3 separate regions of the Homo sapiens genome follow, and all the other regions are linked to region 2. A link is a contact called in ENCODE Hi-C or POLR2A ChIA-PET data. All regions are on one chromosome and are shown on one strand. Each heading gives the region's core, a stretch centred on a gene start or an enhancer-like site at or near the end of the contact. The rest is flanking DNA. Distances are from core to core; before and after follow the strand shown. Region 1 overlaps ABI1 (abl interactor 1). Region 2 holds the start of ACBD5 (acyl-CoA binding domain containing 5). Region 3 holds the start of MKX-AS1 (MKX antisense RNA 1).

What was found. A loop is a pair of places that touch in the nucleus more often than their neighbours do. ChIA-PET counts read pairs that join two places held with the same protein, here RNA polymerase II (POLR2A). Pooled maps may share reads with other maps.
Region 1: a pooled map shows a loop between it and region 2 (4-fold over the local background). The contact joins the enhancer-like site here to the promoter of ACBD5 in region 2. A Hi-C loop is called at or near these places in 2 of 37 single-sample maps with no recorded cell type and 2 of 50 pooled maps. POLR2A ChIA-PET finds 5 or more read pairs at or near these places in 1 of 52 experiments (activated naive CD4-positive, alpha-beta T cell).
Region 3: a loop to region 2 is called in a map of naive thymus-derived CD4-positive, alpha-beta T cell, with 6 times the contacts of the local background. The contact joins the promoter of MKX-AS1 here to the promoter of ACBD5 in region 2. A Hi-C loop is called at or near these places in 2 of 168 maps with a recorded cell type or tissue (chondrocyte and naive thymus-derived CD4-positive, alpha-beta T cell) and 9 of 50 pooled maps.

What each region holds. Positions count from the first base shown.
Region 1 is chr10:26,778,570-26,783,090 of GRCh38, reverse strand. All of the region lies in intron 2 of ABI1 (abl interactor 1), which reads left to right. Among named protein-coding and RNA genes, the nearest start is that of ABI1, 80 kb to the left of the region's middle. RefSeq lists enhancers at 334-1,075, 1,192-1,301, 1,882-2,011, 2,122-2,281. Within about 2 kb of position 1,655, at least 9 of the 41 ENCODE cell types and tissues checked have a DNase peak (open chromatin) inside an H3K27ac peak, as active enhancers do.
Region 2 is chr10:27,238,089-27,242,053 of GRCh38, reverse strand. It overlaps ACBD5 (acyl-CoA binding domain containing 5), which reads left to right and starts at 1,257. Exons shown (of 13, transcript NM_145698.5): 1 at 1,257-1,380; 2 at 1,570-1,735. The coding sequence starts at 1,366. RefSeq lists enhancers at 1-35, 1,486-1,745, 1,703-2,205 and a silencer at 1,256-1,365.
Region 3 is chr10:27,743,353-27,747,289 of GRCh38, reverse strand. It overlaps MKX-AS1 (MKX antisense RNA 1), which reads right to left and starts at 2,675. Exons shown (of 2, transcript NR_121652.1): 1 at 2,342-2,675. MKX (mohawk homeobox) reads left to right here and starts at 1,471. Exons shown (of 7, transcript NM_173576.3): 1 at 1,471-1,583; 2 at 3,793-3,937. The coding sequence starts at 3,875. RefSeq lists an enhancer at 1,390-1,980.

The DNA.
Region 1 (4,521 bases), core at 406-2,905, 460 kb after region 2:
ACATTTTGTGCATCCATTGATCTGTTGATGGATTGTTGGGTTACTTTCATCTTTTGGCTGTTGTGAATAAAGCTGCTAGGTGACCCTGCTTTGAATTCTTTTGAGTATATACCTATAATTGGAATTGCTGGTTATGTGCTAATTCTGTTTTTAATTTTGTGAGGAATCACTATACTATGTTTCAGAGTGACTGCAAGTGCACAAGGGCTCCAGTTTCTCCACATCCTGATTTTTTTGATAGTAACCATCATTATGGATGTGAGGTTGTGTCACATTGTGGTTTTGATTTGCATTGCCCTAATGATAAGTGGTATTGAGTGTCTTTTCATGTGCTTATTGGCCATTTGCCTGTCTTTTTTTTTTTTTTTTGAGACAGAGTCTCACTCTGTCGCCAGGCTGGAGTGCAGTGGCATAATCTCAGCTCACTGCAGCCTCTGACTCCCTGGTTCAAGCGTTTCTCCTGCCTCAGCCTCCCGAGTAGCTGGGACTACAGGCACACACCACCATGCCCAGCTAATGTTTGTATTTTTGGTAGAGATGGGGTTTCACCATGTTGGCCAGGATGGTCTCCATCTCCTGACCTTGTGATCTGCCCGCCTCGGCCTCCCAAAGTGTTGGGATTACAGGCGTGAGCCACTGTGCCTGGCCTCTATTTGCCTGTCTTCTTTGGAGAAATGTCTAGTCAAGTCTTTTGCCCATTTTTGAGTCGGGTTTTTTTTTTTGTTGTTGTTGAGGTTTTTTGAGCTGATTTTTGATAAGGCTGTTGCAGTACTAAGCGATATAAGATGCTGTGGATGGTAGACTGTCACCTACCTTGACTAACAGCTCATTGTTGAGTGACTTTTGTGATAAAAGGTGTACCTATTGTCAGATTGCAAATGATGTGGAAAGTAAAAATAGGACACAGATTAGTGTCAAGGACCACGGTACTGTGGCTGGAGTCAGCTGATTGAACTGGAATAGCAGTACCAGACCCTGGAAAAGTGTCATCAGCAGTGAGACCCCACTGATAGCCTGAAGAAGGTTGTCTGATGCAACCAATCTGCCAGTAGCATGTGATGTGGTTCCTCTCACCATGAGACAAATGAGTCCTTTTCCAGGACTCATAAGTCTAGGATGAGGTGGCAGCCTCTGCATCAGGAACATAGAGTCTTTTACTTTGTATCCACTCTATGATGATAGATATGTTGCTGTGTCTGGTATGATGATGGATCCAGCAGCAGTGGTAGCAGTCTTAACCGTGCAGCTTGATCAGTGGCTTGATTATAATTGGTCTCATCAGACAATGGACCCTTACTGTAAACATCTATATTAGTGACCCAGATGGTTTGATCAGCAACTACAATTGATCTCCATGGTTTTTGGACAGTCTTAAATATGTCATTCTGTAGTTTTCCAAGTGGCTGACTAAATACCTAGGCAGTTGGTAATAGCCTGATAGTCAGTAAAAATATAACAAGGTTTTCAAGGGGAATATTGGCCAGATCTGTGAGAATGTCCTTGAGTTTTGCCCGTGGAACAAAGCAACCACACCCATTTTCAGTTCTGTATCATGGGCACTGGAGTTTACAGCCCACTAGGCACCACAGCGTCTCAGCTTAGTTGAATCATCAGTGAAACAGGCCCAGGCATTTAGGGAACCTCTGTGAATCAAGGGCCTCACTGAGCTAGCAGATTTGGTTTAGGTGGCAGAATGTAAGATCAGACTTTCTCAAAGGGAGAAGCTGCTGCTTTTTCATGTAAAGCTGAGATGCCCTAGGGGCCAGACTGGCTGCATTCTTGAATATTACCAGTTCCATGTGATGACAGAGGCTTGTTGGGCCTTTCCCACCTTATTAGTCATTGCATTTGAGTTGACTCATTCCCAAATGGGAATCTTTTCAAAAGAGGCATACCTAGTAGCTACGTCAGGGAGGCATTGAATCCAAACCCAAGAGTCACCTGAAGAGGTTGTTCCTCTTGCCAGAGGGTCTAGTCAGGAAAGTCATCTGTGCACAGACTTGTACTCAAACAGGTCATAAGGATTGTGGGGCCCCAAACCTACTAATGCCTTTCTACATGGGCTATTCGCAGTGAGCATAATCTCCCTGGAGCTTATGAGCCCTCACAGTTCAGGCCTGTAAAATATCAATACCACTATACACTCAGAAGTGGAAGCTACAAACAGTAGTACATTGAATGGTCCAAAGAGCCCCACCCAAAAGGTCACAGTAGCTTCCCTTCCCTACTTTGAACCCTACCCAGACCTCAGCAGTTGGAAGCTGGTAACTTATTCTTCCACAGGATGGGTATGAAGGTGCCTTGGGCTCCTGTATCCAACAGAGCCATAAAATGTTGAGTCTGTGCTCTCCCCAAAGTTATGTAGCCTACCCAGGTGTGTGTGGTCTTTAGTCTCCTTTGGGAACTTGGAGAACTTGGCCCCACTCCTAATCATCTTTCTTCATAAAGCAGCTGAGGTTGAGGGATGAGGGAGGCTGGGAGAGAGTAGCTTTGCACCAGTGAACAAGAGACATTTGCTTTCAGTTTTGAGTGGTGCTATAGCTGTGTGCTGATCAGTCCAATAAACCTGCAGTAATTTTGGTGCTACCAAAACCCTGTATTCTGTGCAAGATCGTTATTGCTTGAGCCCAGGAGTTCGAGACCAGCCTGGGCAACATCGTGAGACCTCGTCTCTACTAAATATTATATTTAAAAAATTAGCCTGGCATGGTGGGATACACCTGTTATCCCAGCTGCTCAGGAGGCTGAGGTCAGAGGATTGCTTGAGTGCAAGAATTTGAAGATTGCAGTGAGCCGTGATTGTTCCACTGCACTCCAGCCTGGGTGACAGAGCGAGACCTTGTCTTACACACACACAAAAGGTCATCATTATGGATGGTATCCATTTCTGTTTGGGAACACCTTGATCGAACAACTATAGCTTTGTTGCTTTCTGATGGGGGAAATGGGTTTTATACCCTTTGGCTGACGGGCTTGATCTGCACAATGGCATCATTTTTTAGAAGTCTGCCTTAATGTAGGCTCTTTACTGCTCCATTGTTAAGATAATGTCAAGATTATATCTCTTAAATTCTTGCTTGATTTCAATACTAGGGCTACTGGAGTTTTCTAAGGCTGCAGGACTGACAGCAAGAATTATCTAGATTCTTTGAGCTAGTTTCTGATTCTTCAGTGAATTACCTTGATCCGCATTTTAAACCCAATCTAGTACAGTAGGAGTCTGTAGACTGGTTGGTGTCCAAGGGAGTTTGTCTCAGGGAAATTTCCCTGAGAGTTTCAAAGGTTTCTTGTAGTGGACGGTTATACCACCAGAAAATGCTGAGGCCCTTTCCAGTTATCTTGAAAGGATTTAATGTTGACAAGGTAGACTGCGGTAGGAGCTGAGCACTAAGATAGCCAGCAAAATGCCATTCTTCTTTAACAACCATTACATGCCTGAGCAATGTAACTACATGCCCCTCCTCTTCCAAGCAAACTAGCCAAAGTTCTAAAGATTTGTTTGGCTCTGCCTACAATGGTTGCACCTTTTCTTACTTTCAAACTCAGTGTAGATGTATGTCTCTGTAACTGTCGTCCAAAGGAAACAGAACCTTATGTGCCCCTGTCTCCCTCTTCTAGACAAATCTTAGTCTGGAAGATTTCATGAAGCAGACCTGCTGAGGCTGACTGTCAGCTTGATAAGGAAGTCCTCCTATCTGCAGGAGTGTTGACAATAACCAAGGCATCATTCAGGCTGTTGTCTTTGAATCTGCCTACTTCCTGGTACTTATCCTGAAACTTCCTCTTCATTTCAGCCTCATTCACAGGCACTAAAGTGGAGGATCATTCATTGCCTGGTTGACCATACAATTTGGACAACATGTTGGTTAATGATTCTCGTGGACTTTTCTCAATTTCTACTAACTGGTCTTTCCTTCCATTTCTAGAAAGTTTTGTCCCCATCAGCATTCTTTTTCATTGCCAAAACTATAGAAAATTATGATGGTCCTGAGATTTATCCTTGTTAACTAATGAGTTAGCCTACCACAATTTCATGGGTTCTGTTGGAAGACATGAGACTCCTGGGTCAGAGACAAAGGACATCATTACTCATGGCAATAGTAGTAGCCAGAGTGTCGGCATTTGTGCTAGAAAACAGCCCCAGTTTCCATAGGGTACTGCAAAGAGCCAGGTGATGCCTGCATACACAGTTGTGTACATTAGAGAAAAAGTATTCTCAACTTAGGGGACCACATCTTTTATAATGGGCAGAAAACCTTTCTCCTGGAGGTCTACATTAACTTTATTATATTGGACAGTAAGCAAATCTGCCTTTGCTTTCTAAGGAGATGCTATATTTTCTAAGGCTGTTTACTCTATAAACATCCAGAACAAAGGGAGTTAGTGCATCTTCTCACAAGATGTACAGAAATGATAGATACTCATGGAGAGGTGTCTTTATCTACTTGGTTTGGAATTGGGATAGCATTTTTGATTAGAAGTTCTTTCTCGATTAAAAAGTTCTGATGAAATAAGATAGAA
Region 2 (3,965 bases), core at 8-2,507:
TGCCGGCGCCGCGGCTCAGAGGGAAGAGTAACTTACGATCTGCGCCTAGATTTTTCCTAGTAACCCTCCTAACCCATCCCCCTAACTGACAAAAACGACTCTTCCATCCGGGAGACTTTGGGATTTCCGGGCTACAGGACTCCACCCCCCACAACCTAGTCAGTCCCACCACCAACGTTCGGCCTGGGGCACTTCCCAAATGCCTAAGGACGCAGGGGGTTGCGCTAGTAAGTTGAAGGCCCAGGGCACCCCCTTTCTAGGGTTGACGACCCGTAAAGACTCCTCATTGGCCCCGCCCTCTACGCCCAGTATCCTATTTTTATTTTTTTTTTTAATTATTGGTTTCTTAAATAGAGCCAGGGTATCGCCATGTTGCCAGGCTCGTCTTGAACTCCTGGCCTCAAGCAATCCTCCCCACTCGACCTCTCAAAGTATCGAGATTACAGGCGTGAGCCACTGTGCCCGGCCGTCCCCATGCCCAGTCTCCTATTAAATCCCGCTGGAGGTGCCTGGCTCCCTGGGGCTGGGTGGAAAGGGTAGTGTAGGGGAAGTTGCCCTCCGTCCCAGCCCAGTTTAGGAGCCGGCGACCTCCTCTCTCCTTCGGCTGCTCCTCGGACGTTCTTGGCTCAGGGCAGCGAAAACTGTCGAAGACCTGCGGGCCAGGGACTGCTGAGCACCTCCATCCAAGGTCCCCAATGCTTTTCTCCATCTACCCTTTAGAGTGGGTGTCACGATTGCCACTGGAAAGGCTAAGTGACTTGCCCTAGGTCACATAATTTAAATGGCAGAACTGGAGTTTCTCACAGAACCTGTCCCGACTTAAAGCCCTTTGCTTAGGCCCCATTTAACTTCCTCAAACCTTAACTTAGGAGAGTGCAGGCGCTGGGGACCGCAGAGTCATTTTTGTTGCCCAGCGGTGCCGTCGCGTGCAGCTTTGGGCCCAGGTGCAGAACCCAACCGCGCATCCCCAGCGCGCACTTCGTCCACCCGGCTGCCAGAGCGGACACATCGGTCCGGCCTCGGTTTCCCCCTTCTGAACAAAAGCGCGCACAGTGTGCTCCCCGCACCAAGCCGGGACTGTGGCCCCCTTTCCCCGCTTCCCGGACCCTCCTCTGGGGACAGACGGACCGCGCGCGTCCTTGCCGCGGCGGCGGGTCGGGTGGGTGGGGTTTGCTGCACTGCTGCTGCGGCGGCGGCGGCGCCAGTGGGTCCTCCGGTGACTCTGGGGCGGGGCTGTGGGGAGGGCACGGACTGACAGACGGACTCCGGCGGAATGGGGGGTGTGGCTGCTCCGCCAGGGTCCCCAGGGTGGGAGAGCGGCTCCGCGGCCACCGATGCCCGGACCCCCTCTGTCTTCTGCTAGACATGCTCTTCCTCTCGGTGAGTTGTTTTGCTGTCGTCGCGGGCCGGATTCGTGGCCTTAGTCACGCCCCGGGGGAGGAGGAAGGAGCCGGGCCGCTTCGATCTGTGTGGCCTGGATAGGGCAGGGCAAAGGGGAACTGACCCGCTTCGCTCCCGGGCCTCCTCCTTTTGGGGCATGTTGATCCGCGGCTGCGCTCCATGTTCCAGTTTCATGCAGGCTCTTGGGAAAGCTGGTGCTGCTGCTGCCTGATTCCCGCCGACAGACCTTGGGACCGGGGCCAACACTGGCAGCTGGAGATGGCGGACACGAGATCCGTGCACGAGACTAGGTTTGAGGCGGCCGTGAAGGTGATCCAGAGTTTGCCGAAGAATGGTACGTGCGCTGGGCCCCGGCTGTAGACGCCTCCTGCAGAGAGCCCCAAAGCCCCCTTTCACTTTCTGGTTCTAGTGTTGTTTATTTAGCCTTTTTTTCTGTGTAGGAGCCATGTAGTGGAAGGGGAGCTATTGAATATGAATTAATTACCTTTTGATCTTCCAAACCGGAGAAAAATCTAATATCCAGATTTTAAGTACTTCATATTGTTGAAAACAAAAGTCTTGTCACTTAATGACTGCGGATTTGGGTGTGTTAAAAAATAAATCCGGGCCGGGCGCGGTGGCTCAAGCCTGTAATCCCAACACTTTGGGAGGCCGAGGTGGATGGATCACCTGAGGTCAGGAGTTCAAGACCAGCCTGACCAATATGGTGAAACCCCGTCTCTACTAAAAAATACGAAAATTAGCCAGGCTTCGTGGCGTGCGCCTGTAGTCCCAGCTACTCGGGAGGCTGAGACAGGGAAATTGCTTGAACCCGGGAGGCAGAGGTTGCAGTGACCCGATATCGTGCCACTGCACTCCAGCCTGGGCGACAGAGCCAGACTCCATCTCAAACAAACAAACAAACAAACAAACAAAAATCTAGGCTGGGGATGCCTAATGCCACACACTCATAGGGTCTACCAGCTTAAGCGTTTTGAAAACTTTTGATATGAAGGGACAGAAAAGAAAGAATAACTATAGTCAATTGTGAAGTAATTTCTATTTTAATAAATATATATTTTCTACCTTTTTATTTGCTATTCCATTGTATAATGTTCTTTTTTATACTCATATTGGACCTTCTTTGCAGCTGGTGAGAAAAAAGTCATTCCAGTGGCTGATCTCCTTCTTGTATTTAATGTGCTATTTCTCTGGCTGCTTTTTAGATTTCTTTTCTATCTTCGGTTTTCAGCAATTTGACTAGTAGATGTGGTTTTTCTTCATATTAACCCTGTTCACGATTTGCAGAGCTTTTTGAATTTGTAATTTTATGTCATAGACCAATGTGAAGTTTTTGGCCATTAAATATTTTTCTCTGTTCTAAATGCAGAGTCTTAGAAGCAAGACGTACTTTTCAATTCATATCTTTCTACATTATATGAATTATATTTCACAATAAACATATTTATTTCTTTAGAGATGGAGTTCCGCTCTTGTTGCCCAGGCTGAAGTGCAATGGTACAATCTCAGCTCACCTCAACCCCCACCTCCCAGGTTCAAGCGATTCTTCTGCCTCAGCTTACCCAGCAGCTGGGATTACACCCGTGCGTCACCATGCCCGGCTAATTTTGTATTTTTAGTAGAGACGGGGTTTCTCCATGTTGGTCAGGCTGGTATTGAACTCCCGACCTCAGGTGATCTGCCCTCCTGGGCCACCCAAAGTGCTGGGATTACAGGCATGAGCCACCGCGCCCGGCCCAATAAACATATTTAGAAAGTAATTATAGGTGCTACTACTGTGCCACAGTTGTAAAACTAACTGAATACAACAATAATATGTTACTATAGTATTTAATATCATGATTTCTGTTTTCATTAATTATCATTAATTATCAATAATTTCAATAATTATAGGTAACAAATATTCAACACATCATTCAATAAAAATTCATTAAATGCAGATTCAGAAATTTTTAAAAACAAATATACACAAAATAGTGTTCCATTTGTAATTTCTTTCCTTCTATGGTGTTGTCTGAACCTTTTGTAATTTCAAACATTCTATTGGAGGAGGGCATATGGGGGACTGAAAGATAAGAAAGAACAAATAAAATATAAAAAAAAGCATGAACTTATTTAGGTATTGATTTTTTAAGTCCCTAATTATTAGTGTTTATAGAAAGGTATGATTCTAAGAGTTTTATGTAAGTAGTATGTTTATACTTTCTTCTAAAGCACACGTTTTTATAGTTTTTTGAAAATTGGTAAAGCTAGACTGATGTCTCTAGGCCACTATGCCTGTTGACATTATGTACCACTTATTAGGAAACCTGTATAAAGTACAGTTTGTATGTACATAACATTTAAGAAAGTATTGCAAAGTTAACATACCCTATCGGCCGGGTGCGGTGGCTCACGCCTGTAATCCCAGCACTGTGGGAGGCCGAGGCAGGCTGATGCTGAGGCGGGCTGATCACGGGGCTGGCGGATCACAAGGTCAGGAGATTGAGACCATCCTGGCTAATACGGTGAAACCCCGTCTCTACTAAAAATACAAAAAATTAGCCAGGCGTGGTCGTGGGCGC
Region 3 (3,937 bases), core at 1,426-3,925, 500 kb before region 2:
CCACAAGGGCAGCGCCAAAGACAAGATGCAAGCGCTGCAACAGCAAGTTATATAACAAAAGAGAACCGAGGACATCAGAACGTGCTCCAATGATACTTTGTATCTTCCTGGTGCGCAAAAATGTAAACCGGCCTTCCTTTATGGTTTACATTGTACCCCTGCACAACGGTTTGCTATCGCGTAATTTGGGAGGTGACACATATGAAATTTGAGGGTGTGATTAGTCTTTAAAATAATAGTTTTGGTATATATTTTAAGCACTTCTAGCGACCCCCCCAACACACAAACACACACACACACACGCGCACACACACACACACACACGAAGAAGATGCTAAGGTGGGCCACTGCCCCGGCTCTGGCCAGCCGCATTTAGAGGGGAAAAGGACAAATGGCGCTATTTCTTTAAGCTTGGTGGGGGGAAATCTAAGTTTGTTCTTTAAAAAGGGCGAAAGTTCGCTAGGACCACAGGGCCTTCGGCGAGAGCGCAGGCAGCTTCGTGTTGGCACCTTGGGGATCTTCTGGGCTGCCAGAAGCTCTGAGCTTGCAGTTGCACCTAAACCGCCGCTTTCGCTACTTATATTTGCGGTAATGTTAGGAAGCAAAGTATCATCAATCAGAGAATCTGGTAGCCATTCTCTCTCTTTGCCCTGTGTCCCAGCTTGTGATTCTTCTAAGTTCCATCTCCTTTGCTGCGTGCAGATCCTTGGCTTTGGGCGCGCTTCCTCTTCTGCACTTGGGCCACCGCGGGTTGGCCACCTGGGCTGAACTCATCCCATCCTTGCTTTCCCCCATCCCTATACCCAGCGGCGAGGGCAGCCTCACCAGCCCTTGCCCCGGAGGTGAATGTGTGCCTGGCTTTGACTGAGACAACTAGGACCCCAGAAGCCCAGTGACATCAGAAAAGAGGCTCCTGGGCACTAGCACTTCCCGCAATACGCTCCAGGGCTGTAGGTGCAAAACGGAGCTCTAACTTCCCTCCAGCTAATCGAGAGGAAAATACAGGGCGCGTCACAGTGGCCTCTCCCGCCTAGCCACGCGCAGTGAAATTTCCGGCAATCGGGCCAGCTAAGACACGGGATTTGCACCGCAGCCTCTCAGCTTCTGGAGCCGGAGCCGAGCGCTCCCGGCAGCTTCTCCAATTTCTCTCCTAAAGTGCGAAGGGAAAAGCCCCGTCTGCTCCACGACTGCAAGGCCGGCGGATCTGGGAGCCGCGCCCGGCTCCGGAGGACTCGGCGGGCCCGGGGCTCCCCGGCAGCGGCTCCTCTGCTAGGGGTTAACAGCAGCCCCCGCGGCCGGGCGGGCGCGGACGCTTCCTCTCCACCCGCCCGGGAACGTGGATACCGCGCCCGCAGGATGTTCGCCGGCTGGGACCGGCAGTCAGGAAACATGAGAAGGCCTCGCTATTCCTGTTCCCGGGCGGCGCGCGCCGGGCTGGGTAAATAAAGCCGAGACGACGGCGGTGGCGGTGGTGAGCGCGCTGGAGCCCGCGTGGAGAACATGCGGCGGGGATGGGAGTGCGCCTAGTCTCGAGGCGGGAGAGCCAGCCGCCCTGCAGCCGGCCGTCGGCCCCGCAGCCACAGGTACAGCCCCCGCGTCGCCGAGTCTCAGCCGGCTGCGGCGGAACGCCAGGCTCGCTCTGGCCCCTGCGCCCTGGGCGCCGGTGCTCTCCCGCCCTTCCCCCAACTTCCCTCCAAGGTCTGGTGGAGAGGCGCTCGGGTAGCGGCCAAGGCTGGCCCAAGGGTCTGCGCGGAGCTTGGGAGCCCACCTGGCCGCGCCTCCTTTGCTTTAAAATTATTCGCCGGCGTTGGGGGAGGGGGACACTTCTGCAGGGAGTGACCTCCCCGGCCACAGTCTGGAGTGAATCGGGGTAAGTGATTTGAGAAGAGGCGCGGGTGGCCGCGCGCGGGAGTCCTGGGAGGGTCAGCAAGTGTGGTTCACACGCCCCCGGACCCCTTGCGACAGGACAGCGCTCGGACCTTTGCCATCGCTTGCCTCTGAGCCTGCTGCCTGCAGACCTACAGCGCGCCGGGTGTCTGTGTCTGCGATCTCTGCGTGGGCTTGGGGCTGCCGGGGAAGTGTCCGAGGTGGCTAACCTCGTGATGACTTCGCTAGGAAAAACACGTCGTCGCATCTAGGAGGACGCGCTGGGGTGGCTCGGAGAAGGCCGGGCCGGGGAAGGGTGTCTTGTACAAATAAAGCAGCATGAACACACATCCCTAAGGGCATGATTTTAAAAGAAAACACCAACGCGAGTCTTGACTGTAGAACAGGGGCTGCAAGCACGAAAATTCTCTTTGACACTTATCACCGAGGCTATGTGCACACCCCAGGCACGTACCTGTCTGCGCGGGAGGACGCAGTCCTAGGGGACACACGACATCCAGCAGAGGTCTGACTTCACTTCCCTACGAACACAGACCGTAGCCGTCGTTTGATCGCGGTGGTCACGCGTGGTCCTAAATGTCACGCGTGGCCTCTGCTGCGGTGGCCGAAGGGCGGGGCGGGGGCGTTGGCGAGTGTGGGCGCTTGGCGAGGCAAAGGGTGTGTGTGTGTGTGTGTGTGTGTGTGTGTGTGTATGCGCGCGCGCGTGTGTTAGTGGAGTAGCAGCCCATGCCGCGGCTGGACGGGCAAAGGGGGCGCTGGCAGCGAAGCTGAGGCCGCTCGGAGGAAACGGGAGCTGTCCCGAGGCGCGAGGCGAGGAGATGGGGCGGGCGAAGTCCGCCGCGCGCCTTGGGGCTGTAACTCTGCGGCTCCGCGGCCGCGCGGACTTGCTCCTGACGCCGGTGCGCGGCAGGCAGAGGCTCAGGGCCTCCGCGACCCCAGAGGTGAGCTGCTGGCTCTCCCCGACAGTGGCAGCAGTGGCCCGGGAGGTGCGCCGACCAAGCTGCCTCCTGCCTTGGGCTTCTGACACCTTTACAGCCTCTGAAAGGGTCCCCGGAGACCCCAGAGAGAGGCGGGTGTCGAGGGGCTACGAGCTCGCGGCTGACACCCGCGCTGCGGAAGAGAATGGCACTGATTGAGGGCTCTGGGGACCTGGGTCCTGGCGCCTTGGACCTTAGGACCATGCACTTCCCGGGGCGCGTTGGGGGATGATAGGAAGATTCTGGGAGAGAAGGGGGAGAAGTGGTGCTTTCGTCCTGACGCCACTTAACTTTTTCCTGTCCTTGAACCCAACCTCACCCCGGGGGACCTTGGCGGACAGAAGATGCGGGGGTTTCAACCAAACCATCCACGATCTAGAAAACACGAAAATCCCCCAAATCCCGGTATGGCCTGGGACTCATGAGCTGGGGGGTCTTGTGGATACGGTTGGCACATTACCCCAAATCTTCCCTTCCATCCAACCCCTCCTGACGCCCCGAGTTGGGGTTCCTAGAGGCTTTAGTCTTCTGCTGTGATTGAAGAACCACGCGCGGCCTCACGCCGGTCGCGCTCCGCAGTCCGGAGTATGCCTCTCCCAGATTCAAACTGAAACCCAGAGGCTCGTTTGGGAATTCGTTTCCTTTGCCTCTGCGGGTGAATGATTCCCGGTTGTAGTTCTGGGGAGTGAAGGGATTGGGGGGATCGATCGCCCAGGCAAGGAAGAGGGCAGGTACCTGTCCGGGGAACCTGCAGGGGCGGGGGCGTGTAGCCAACTGGGGAGAGCCGCAGGGTCCCTGCCAGTTGCGGCGGCGCCGCTCCTCCCCTCGGCTCCGCAGCCCGGCGACCCGGCCAAGTTCAAGGCCCTGAACCTGCAGGGGTCTGAGCACTCTCAGCCAGTAAGTAACGAGATGCACCTTCCTCTCCTAGAAGCCGAGCCCCGCTGCGGAGCTCCCGGCGGCCCAGCCCCGAGGCTCTGCGGCCGCGCCGCGCGTCCCTACCAACCGACACCATGAACACCATCGTCTTCAACAAGCTCAGCGGTGCGGTGCTGTTTGAGGACGGAGGCGCCTCG